Regions from separate parts of the Homo sapiens genome. Here region 1 is linked to region 2. A link is an interaction called in ENCODE POLR2A ChIA-PET data of the cell type or tissue named here. Cell type or tissue: OCI-LY7. All regions are shown on one strand. Links, peaks and the distances in the headings refer to the core of each region. The heading gives the core; the rest is flanking DNA.

Region 1 (4,380 bases), core at 95-4,094, 64 kb after region 2:
CACACGCGCGCGCGCACACAAGTGAATGCTACAGAAATGCACCTGCAGCTGCGAGCGGGCAGGAGGACAGAGGGCCTAGTGTCAAGGGTGCCTGGCTGCAGAGCAAACCGAGTCTCTATTCCTTATGAAATATACAACCTTGGATACTTTAAGTCATTCGACTCTCTAGGACTCAGTTTCCCCATCCGTAGTGAGGATAACGACACACCTTCCTCATGGGTTGCTCTAAGGATCAAATGAGACCATGCAGGCGGGAGGCTCAGGAGGGCAGGGGTGTCAGTGACTCCCATCCATTGCTCATAACTGTTCATGCCTCTTTGGTCTGTTCCATTCGCCCACCTCATTGCCAGCCACGATGTCAGGAGCTGGAGACACAGCTATGAACAACACTGGTGAACGATGCACACGCTGCTATCAAGGCTGACATTTCTGGGATAGGTCACACTTTTGACAATTTGGAGTGACAAGATATGGACTTCCCAGGCTGTTTCCTGTTCCTGTCCCGTGACGACTCAAACGCTTTACGTTCTCCATGCCTCAGTTTTCCCCATCTGCAAAATGGGGATCAATCATATCTGCCCAAATGCTCTGGGATGCCTCAAATTTCTTTAAAAAGCCCTTCATTTCCTGAGGCGAAATGAAAGGAGAAGAAGGTGTGCCTAGCAGTGGGCAGTAGACCCCCGTGAGGAGGCCCCTTTAGCCCCTCTGCCTGGGACTCCCAAGCACAGCCATCTCCAGCCCCAGTCTCCAGCCCACCAGCCTGTGTGGTCCCAAGCCACTGTCCACTACCCCAACCAGGTCTGGAAGGAAGAGAAATCCTGGACAAGGTTTGTCTCCACAGAGTTGGTGCCCACCCAAAGGCTGGCAGGACCTGATGGTTCTGCAGTCAGGACTTCAGCAGACTCTCTAGGCCTCATCAGGTCAGAACATGCCAATCATGCTTCTGCCTGTCATAGCCAGGCAGGTCCAGAGGCTGTGCTAGAAGCGTCTGCCCACACTGGAAAAAAAGAGAGTCTGGACATGGTCACAATGAATGCACTGACCTGCTGGGAATCAAACGGCAGGACATAAACAGGGCAGCGCCCTGCCTAGTATGTCCAGCAGAGCTCTCTCCCCAAGCCCAGCCTTGCCCCGCTGGCCTGGGAACCGGCTGCTCAGAAGGCCAGTGCTCACTCCTGGCCCAGCTGGGATCCCAGGGGAGAGGAGAGGAATGCAGCCGCCTGGTGGCTCCCAGGGCCCTGGGGAGACAGAGCCTGTCCTAAAAAGGCAGAAAGGTTGGCTGCCCTGCCTGGGAAGTCTTCCAGGGATGACAGGGCCCAGAGGCGTGGTCCCTCTCAACCCAGGGTTCCCTCAGGCCAAGGTAAGGGGTAGGTCCTAGCAGTCACCAAGACCCAGTTGTGACGCCCCCATACACACAGAACGCCCTGGGCTGTGAGACAGGGAGACACGTGGCCTTCTGCCCTCACCCCTGGGAGCCTGTGCTTCCCCCCACATCACAGGGCTGAGCTGGCAGAGGAGGGTCCACACCCTGCAACCAAAACAGGAGGATGGGACAGCTCATGCTTGCTGTGAGGCCTGGTGTCCCGTGGTGCCCAATATAGGCTGACTAAATGAATGACACTGTGGCAGCCTGGACCTAACAGCCACTTACTAAGCACCTACCATGTGCCAGTTGCAGGTGTTCTCACCAAAGTACAAACATCATCTCATGGCCTTCTCCCAACAACTCTGCACAAAAGGCAGCACTGCCCCAGAAGAAAGGGAGAGTGGGTATTCAAGCTCAGGTCCCACAAGCCCTGGCTCATGGGGCAATACATGAGCCAGTTAATCCAAAAGGCTCAATGGAAGCTTTAGGACGTTCTCTAAAGAGGAAACTGAGGCTTAGAGACAGGGAGTGGCTTGGCTAGGTCACATGGTCCAGAAGTGAAAGCTGGGGTTCTAACGGCCTGGTCACCCTCTGTGGGACACTCTTGGCACCTACCTCACAGTGAGTCAGGCCTGGAGGCCAGGCATCCAATCAGCCCAGCACCCCAGCAACGGCCCGTTCCTCTCCCTGAAGGAGTCTTTGGTCTCTATCCCAGCTGTATCTAAGGTCTATCACAGACCCTGAACGAGTTTCCTCCCCCTTCTAGGTGCCATTTCCTCACACGCTGAGCTACTTCAGAGAAAGCCACAAAAACCCTACGTCAACTCCCTAGAACATAAGGGACCATAAACTATCATAACTGCTACCAACACCACTACCATCACCTGTAATAATGTAATAGCAACATCTCACTGCTGCCTGGGGTGACTTGGGCCAAAGCTCCGGAGAGACCAGGGATTCGAGAGGGCGCTGGTACTGGCTCCTGAATGAGAGGCAGCCTTCAACATCCTCTCCCCGTATAAACTGTGCAAGCCTAATGGAGTTTTCAAAAAACATTCAGGAACACATTTACCTTTCCACATCTTATTTCTTTCTTTCTTTTTTTTTTTTTTGCGGGGGAGGAGGGGTGCAGAGAGAGAGAGAAGAAACAAAAAACTTTCCATCTAATCCCCCAAGTCATCCTGCAGCCTGAATAATTTCGGGTTTTTAATCAATAGCTGTCAGACTTGTCAAATTACTTTGGGGACCGCAAAGCAGTTTTTAAACATTCATAAACCTCAGCAGAACAGCGAAGTGCCCTGAATTTTAAAAGAAGAGCATCTAGGCCGGGCGCGGTGGCTCACGCCTGTAATCCCAGCACTTTGGGAGGCCGAGGCAGGTGGATCATGAGGTCAGGAGATCGAGACCATCCTGGCTAACACGGTGAAACCCCATCTCTACCAAAAATACAAAAAATTAGCTGGGCGTGATGGCGGGCGCCTGTAGTCCCAGCTACTCGGGAGGCTGAGGCAGGAGAATGGTGTGAACCTGAGAGGTGGAGCTTGCAGTGAGCCAAGATAGTGCCACTGCACTCCAGCCTGGGCGACAGAGCGAGACTCTGTCTCAGGGGAAAAAAAAAAAAAAAAAGCATCTAAGGAACACTCATTGACGAGGGTGAGTGGTGGGCAAATCAGAAGTGAGCTGTGGGCTAGCTGCCCCTGCCCCTCTTGCTTCTGAGCAGGGACAACCCTGCAGCCCTCCCTGGCCTGTAGGAAAAACTATCAGGCTTAGCCTGGCTGCTCAGAAAGTTTAGGGAGAGTGACAGTCCCCCTACCCCCAGCCCCAGGAAAAGAGCCCAACCTCCCTGCACAGCACCTGGGGCTCCAACCCCAGCCACAACTGCAGCAACTCTGAAGCTCCCAAGCTCTAGAGCCCACCACAAACATGCTAGCCCACTGCCCTCCCCCATCTCTCCACTCAGCACCACTCCTGAGAATGTTTCAAGGCCCTGACCCATGCGTTCCCTCTCCTTGAGCTCAGTCTGTGCCTGGCTCCTCCTCACATGTGAACACACCCATGCATCATGGCCTGAGTGGGACTGGTTTCTAACTGGTCCCTGCACCCCACCCGGGACCATAAATACCTCCAACAGCCACCTCAGGGCCCTGGGGATGCGAGACCCAAGTGGGAAATGATAATGAAACAAAAGAATAAATTAGCTGAAAAGCGAGTATTTCCATTCTCCAGGAAGTGCTTCCCCTCTGGCTTATCTAATTCCTCCCAGCTCTCCACATCCAGGAAGCCCTCCTTAGCTCATGCTGGGCCCCCCCTAGAATGCGGGGGCAGAGGCAGCATCTTCTTCCATCTCATCTCCTCCACCCAAGACCTGGGCGCCATGCCACGTTACTTCCTGGGACCAGGTGGGCCATTCATGTTGGGGTGATCTAGGGATGGCCTCCTTCCCTCATCCTTGAGGGCCAGGTTTCCTGCCTCAACCAAGGACCAGCCATTTGTCCGCAGAGCCCCAGCTCCTGGCACTATGCTGGTTGAAGGTGGTAAGCAGGCATGGTTCCTTAAAAACACACACACAAAACTCTGTGACTTTGGTCAAATTAATTAACCTGTGTGCCTCAGTTTTCTCATCTGGAAAACAGGGACACCACCACCTTTGGCTGTAGGGCTCAACTGACCTGCAGCGAGCTCTCCATACACAGCCTCAGTAACCAGCCCTGGCTGCCCCCATTACCATCCAGGCTGGGCTGAGACTGCCTTCCCGGGGCATTCTGTCCCTTCCCGCACGCCCTTCCTGCCAGCACTTCTCTGGATGCTCCTGGCTTCTTCCTGGGCCCAGGACATTTCCAAGATCTGTCTCTCACTCTGCCCAGCAGATCCTTCCTGACTCTCCCCCCACAGCTGAGCTCTCAAAAAGCCCCTCTGCCAACTGACCCCAGACCACCTCACCTGCTCTACCCCCTTACCTCAAGAGCAGGCTCCAGAGTACAGGCCGTTTTAAGCAGGAATCTGAAAGACCCCCA
Region 2 (4,380 bases), core at 264-4,263:
ACGCCCAGGGAGGCCACTTTGGCAGGCCCTGTTCCCGCGGGTAACCCCTGTGGCCCTCTGGATCCCAGTTCACCTTTTGATGACCCATTCAGATTCTGCACATTCCTCAGATGTACCAGCACCTCCGTCCCAGGCTCCTGTGTCACAGGTCACGGCTCTGCAGTGTGGCAGAGCTGTTGTGCCACTCTGCTGGAGAACCCCGGGTTTGCCTGCCCGAGGCCCTGCAGCCTGGAGGGGAGGCAGCTAGGGCAGCATGAGAGCTTAGGGCTGGCTTGGGCCAGGTATGTCTTTGGGGGATCGAGTGGGGACTGTGGAGGCCACAAGGGCCCTTTCACGCTGCTGCCCGCCCCCCAGGATCCCCTCAGGGCTCAGACCCCACCTCTGTCTTTAACCCAGGCAACTGCGGCTTTCCCATTCTGACGTGACGGGCTTTACAATAAGGTTGTATCCGCAGCTGCTGACGCCTGCCTTTCAATATTACGCATGAGGCAAGGGAAGCCCAGAGAGGGGAGGGGTCTTGCCCCAAATACCCAGCAAGTTAGGACATGAATTAAGGCCTCTTCAGTGAAGGAACCTGTTTTGCCCTGTGTGATCAGAGGGATGGGGCAGAAGCCAACACCACCCTCAGCCCATCACCTCGCCAAATACCTACAGAAGGGAACCCAAGAGAGCCTCTGGCCCAGGGGTTTTCAAGCTAGATCCCATGAAACCTTAGAGCAGCTCAGCTAGCTGTTTTATATATTGGGGCTGCATGTAAGGAAAAAGCTTCAAATGCCATCATCACTTCCAATTTTTTACTTGTGGGGTAAATCCAGGCTTTCACAAAGCTGGGGGCCCAGGAGAAGTAACTCATCCAAGGTCACCTGAGTCCAGCTGGGACCCCCAGCCCTGCCCTGGAGTGTATGTCATACTGGCACCGGTGCTCAGGTGCTGGGCTGGCTCACACTGGGGCCCAGGGAGGAGCTGTGAACCCCCTCCGGAGATTGGCTTGGTGTCTTAATCCATTTGTGCTGCTATAACGAAGTACTGTAGACTGGGCAGTGGATAAACAACAGAAATTTTATTTCTCCCAGTTCTGGAGCCTGTGAGTCCAAGATCACAATCCCTGCACGGTTGGGTCCTGGTGAGGGTTCTCTTCCAGGCTTGCAGACCGGTTGTATCCTTACACAGTAGGAAGAGAGTGACAGCTCTCTAGGGTCTCTTTTCCCAGGGCACTATTCCTATTCACAAGGGCTCCGCCCTCACGACCTAATCACTTCCCAAAAGCCCCACCTCCCTAAATGGGGCTAGGATTTCATCAGATGAATTTGGGAGGGACACAGACATCTAGTCCATCGCCTGGCTTCTCTCGCCCCTGGTAGAACGGTTGTTGGAAGCCTCCGAGGCCTGCCCTGGGCTCACCTGTCACTGGGCGCTAATCATCAGATACCCAGGGTGGATGACGGGATCCACTGAAGAATTTCCACCGTCACAGCTCCTCACCCACCACTTAAATAAACCTGCTTTGAGCTATTTCCAGAGCCAGCGGCGGGGGGTTGGGGGGTGGGTGGCATCAGTGGGTCACTGGATCCATCACCAGCTATCCTGGGAGGAGACTGACCCGCAGAGATTGACAGGTCAGAAGTCTGAGAGCATGTCCCAGAGAGGCCAGCTACAAGCAGCCATTTATTTGAAGCCATTTGTTTTAGCTTTAAAAGTCCTGTAAATACTGCATTCTGCTCTATATGACATCCGCATATTAGCCAGGCTAGGTTAGGCTACCCTGAAAAGATAAACCCACAGGGCTCCGTGGCTTAACACAGCGGAAGTTTATTTCTTGAGAATTCAAAGGTTCACGTGGGTCTGCTGGCTCTTAGGATGCCTCTTCGCAGACAGGCTCTGGTCTTTCTCCTCAACCACGCCTCCCAGTTGCTTCTGGCAAGATGAGGGGACAGGAGGGGTCCTCAGGGGATGTTGTTCAGGGAGGGGCTGACTCCACCGCCTCCCACAAGCCCTTGGCCAGAACGCAGTCCCATGACCCCGACAGAAGTGCTGGGACAATGGGACGTGCCCCCTTCCTGGGCACCCAAACAGACAAAAATAAAATGGGATTTGGCGGACACATAGTATTGTTTTTGCCACAATTCCTATTTGTTTCAATAAAAGAACGTTTTTCTCTCCTTCAATCTTCACATAAAATGGCTGCGCCAAGGAAATGACTGTGGTTCTCTCCCAGCCGCCACAGTGCCCCCGCCCCCATCACCTTCTCTCCGTTGAGTTGGAGCAGATGGAGGTCACGTGGATCTCCTGACTCCAGAGCCACAGGGGAGCTAGGGGGTATCTTGTGCCATCCCACCAAGAAAGCCAATCCTAGGCTGTGTGGCCTGGGTGCCGCTCAGCTCCAAACTCCACGGGCAGTTTCCCCATCACCTGGAAAACTGAGTCCAAAGCCAACTGACATTTTCCCTTGAGGGGGTAGGGGCTGAAGGTCCCAGAAAGAGTGCCGACCCTTCCCAGGCCGGAGCAGAGCACTGAGACCACGCTCCGGGGGCCATGTGGCCTAGAGAGGGGGCTCTGGCCAAGTCCTCTCCAGCTACCCTGCGTTCATGAGCCGGGCTCCCCTGCTGCTTGCTGAGGAGGGCAGGCCTTGTGCAAAGCCAAGGATTCACAGGCAGTGAACCCTGTGACATCGGGCTGCTCCTGTAGCTGCTGGAAGTTGTGTCACAATTAACATAGACAATGGGGGTAGGGAAATGTAAAGCACCTTCTCAATTCATGGCTAGGGTCTCTCACACACAAGGCCAAGACTCATGCAGGGCACATTATGGCGTTAGTTCATTTAATCTGAGAAACAGGCTCGAGTGGTTACTCCTATTATCACCTTGCTTTACAGTAGAGGAAGCTGAGGTTCAAAGCTGAGGTGCAGTGGCATGCCCAAGGTGGCGCAGGTTGTCCGTGCCCAGGCGGGTTTTGGATTTTGGCCTCACAGAGCCCGCTCTCCAAACAGCTGTGCTGTGCCACGGTGTTGAAGGCCCCCTTGCAGCAGCAGGCTGCTCTGCAGAGGGAATGGGCGCCGGCCACATGTGGAAGTGGAGGCTCTGGGGGAGATCTTGAATAGCAACCTGTCTGCAAAGCTTTGAACTCAAAGTCCTGGAGGAAACGCCCCAACTCAGTGAGGTTCACACAGCAGGCAGGCCTCAGGGTCGCCCAAGAGGATCCAGCCTTTGTGAGCTGTTGCGCTTGGCAGCAAGGTGACAGCAGAAGGGACATAGAGAGCAACACTGAGATCACTGAGATGGCCTCCATCTCTGGGGTAAATGGGCCAGGCAATGAGCGAGGGGAGGCTTGTGGGGAAAAAGGTGACCGTGTGCTGAGGACCAGCTTCGTCCCAGGCGCCAGCGTCACCGCAGCCATCATGGAGAGGCAGGTGGCATTGCCCCCCTTATACAGCTGAGGAAACAGGTTTGGAGAAGTTAGGCGCCTTGCCCGAGGCCACAGAAGGCCACCCTGCCCAGGCCACATGGCCACCGTAGAAGCTCTGAGGCCAGGGCAGGTGCAGAGCCCCACAGAATGGAGAAGGAAGCAGCTGGCCACATGACTGCAGGTCAGAAAGTCCCTTGGCTGCAACCACCTGGGGCCACCGACTTGCAAGCAAATGACATCCAGAGGGGCCGCCCCAAAGCCTGGACTCCCGACCCCATGGTTGGAAGAGAGGCTGCCCGGGCAGCGCCAGGCTTCAGCTTGGTCCAGAAAGGCCACTCTTGTTAGCTCTTTCTCTGCACTCACAGGCTGCATGCGACCTGGTGCCTGACAGGTGGGGAGGGGACAAAAGACTTATTAAGAGAGGGGCCTTCAGTGCAGGGGCAAAGAGCTCTCTGCTTCAGGGCCAGCCAGAAAATGTTCACTCCCATTCCGTATTCTTTTTATCTTTTAAAAATTGAGACGGGGTCTCACCATATTGCCCAGGCTGTTCTCGAACTCCTGGGCTCAAGCAATCCTCCTGCCCTGGCCTCCCAAGGTACTGAGATTACAGGCGTAAGCCACCGCGCCTGGCCAGGGTCTCCATTTTATAATGATGTCATGGCATGCCATTATACGATGTACTCTAGTTATGTATAATATTGTAGTTAATTGGTCCCCAGTTAAGTAACATTTAGATTGTTTCTAGTTTTCTGTTATTACAAAAAAAGTGTTGCAAGGACTCTTCCTGGTACATGCATTTATGTGCATGTACAATGTGTACTAGAACTGGAATCAATGGGTCAAAGGGTGCATGTATTTAAAGTTGCAATCAATATTGCTGTTATATTGCACTCCAAATAAGTTGCACCACCTTTTGGCCCCACCAGATGTGTGAGAGGGCCAGTGCTCTGTGATTCTCGCCCTCCCCAGCACAGCGTA

What was found. ChIA-PET counts read pairs that join two places held together with the same protein. Peaks named below come from ENCODE experiments on the same cell type or tissue, not always from the same donor. Only the 100,000 strongest peaks of a DNase experiment are listed, where the experiment ranks them.
Region 1: POLR2A ChIA-PET joins it to region 2 with 5 read pairs; 3 of 35 experiments call an interaction of 5 or more read pairs at or near these places.

What each region holds. Positions count from the first base shown.
Region 1 is chr9:121,745,956-121,750,335 of GRCh38, reverse strand. The region is part of intron 3 of DAB2IP (DAB2 interacting protein); the gene reads right to left. Among named protein-coding and RNA genes, the nearest start is that of DAB2IP, 97 kb to the right of the region's middle. RefSeq lists an enhancer at 1,301-1,824. In OCI-LY7, for the core only: no CTCF peak of the experiment used is centred there; a DNase peak (open chromatin) is centred at 2,125.
Region 2 is chr9:121,810,588-121,814,967 of GRCh38, reverse strand. It overlaps LOC107987125 (a long non-coding RNA gene), which reads right to left and starts at 2,332. Exons shown (of 2, transcript XR_007061756.1): 1 at 2,243-2,332; 2 at 1,786-1,914. RefSeq lists an enhancer at 3,151-3,670. In OCI-LY7, for the core only: no CTCF peak of the experiment used is centred there; no DNase peak of the experiment used is centred there.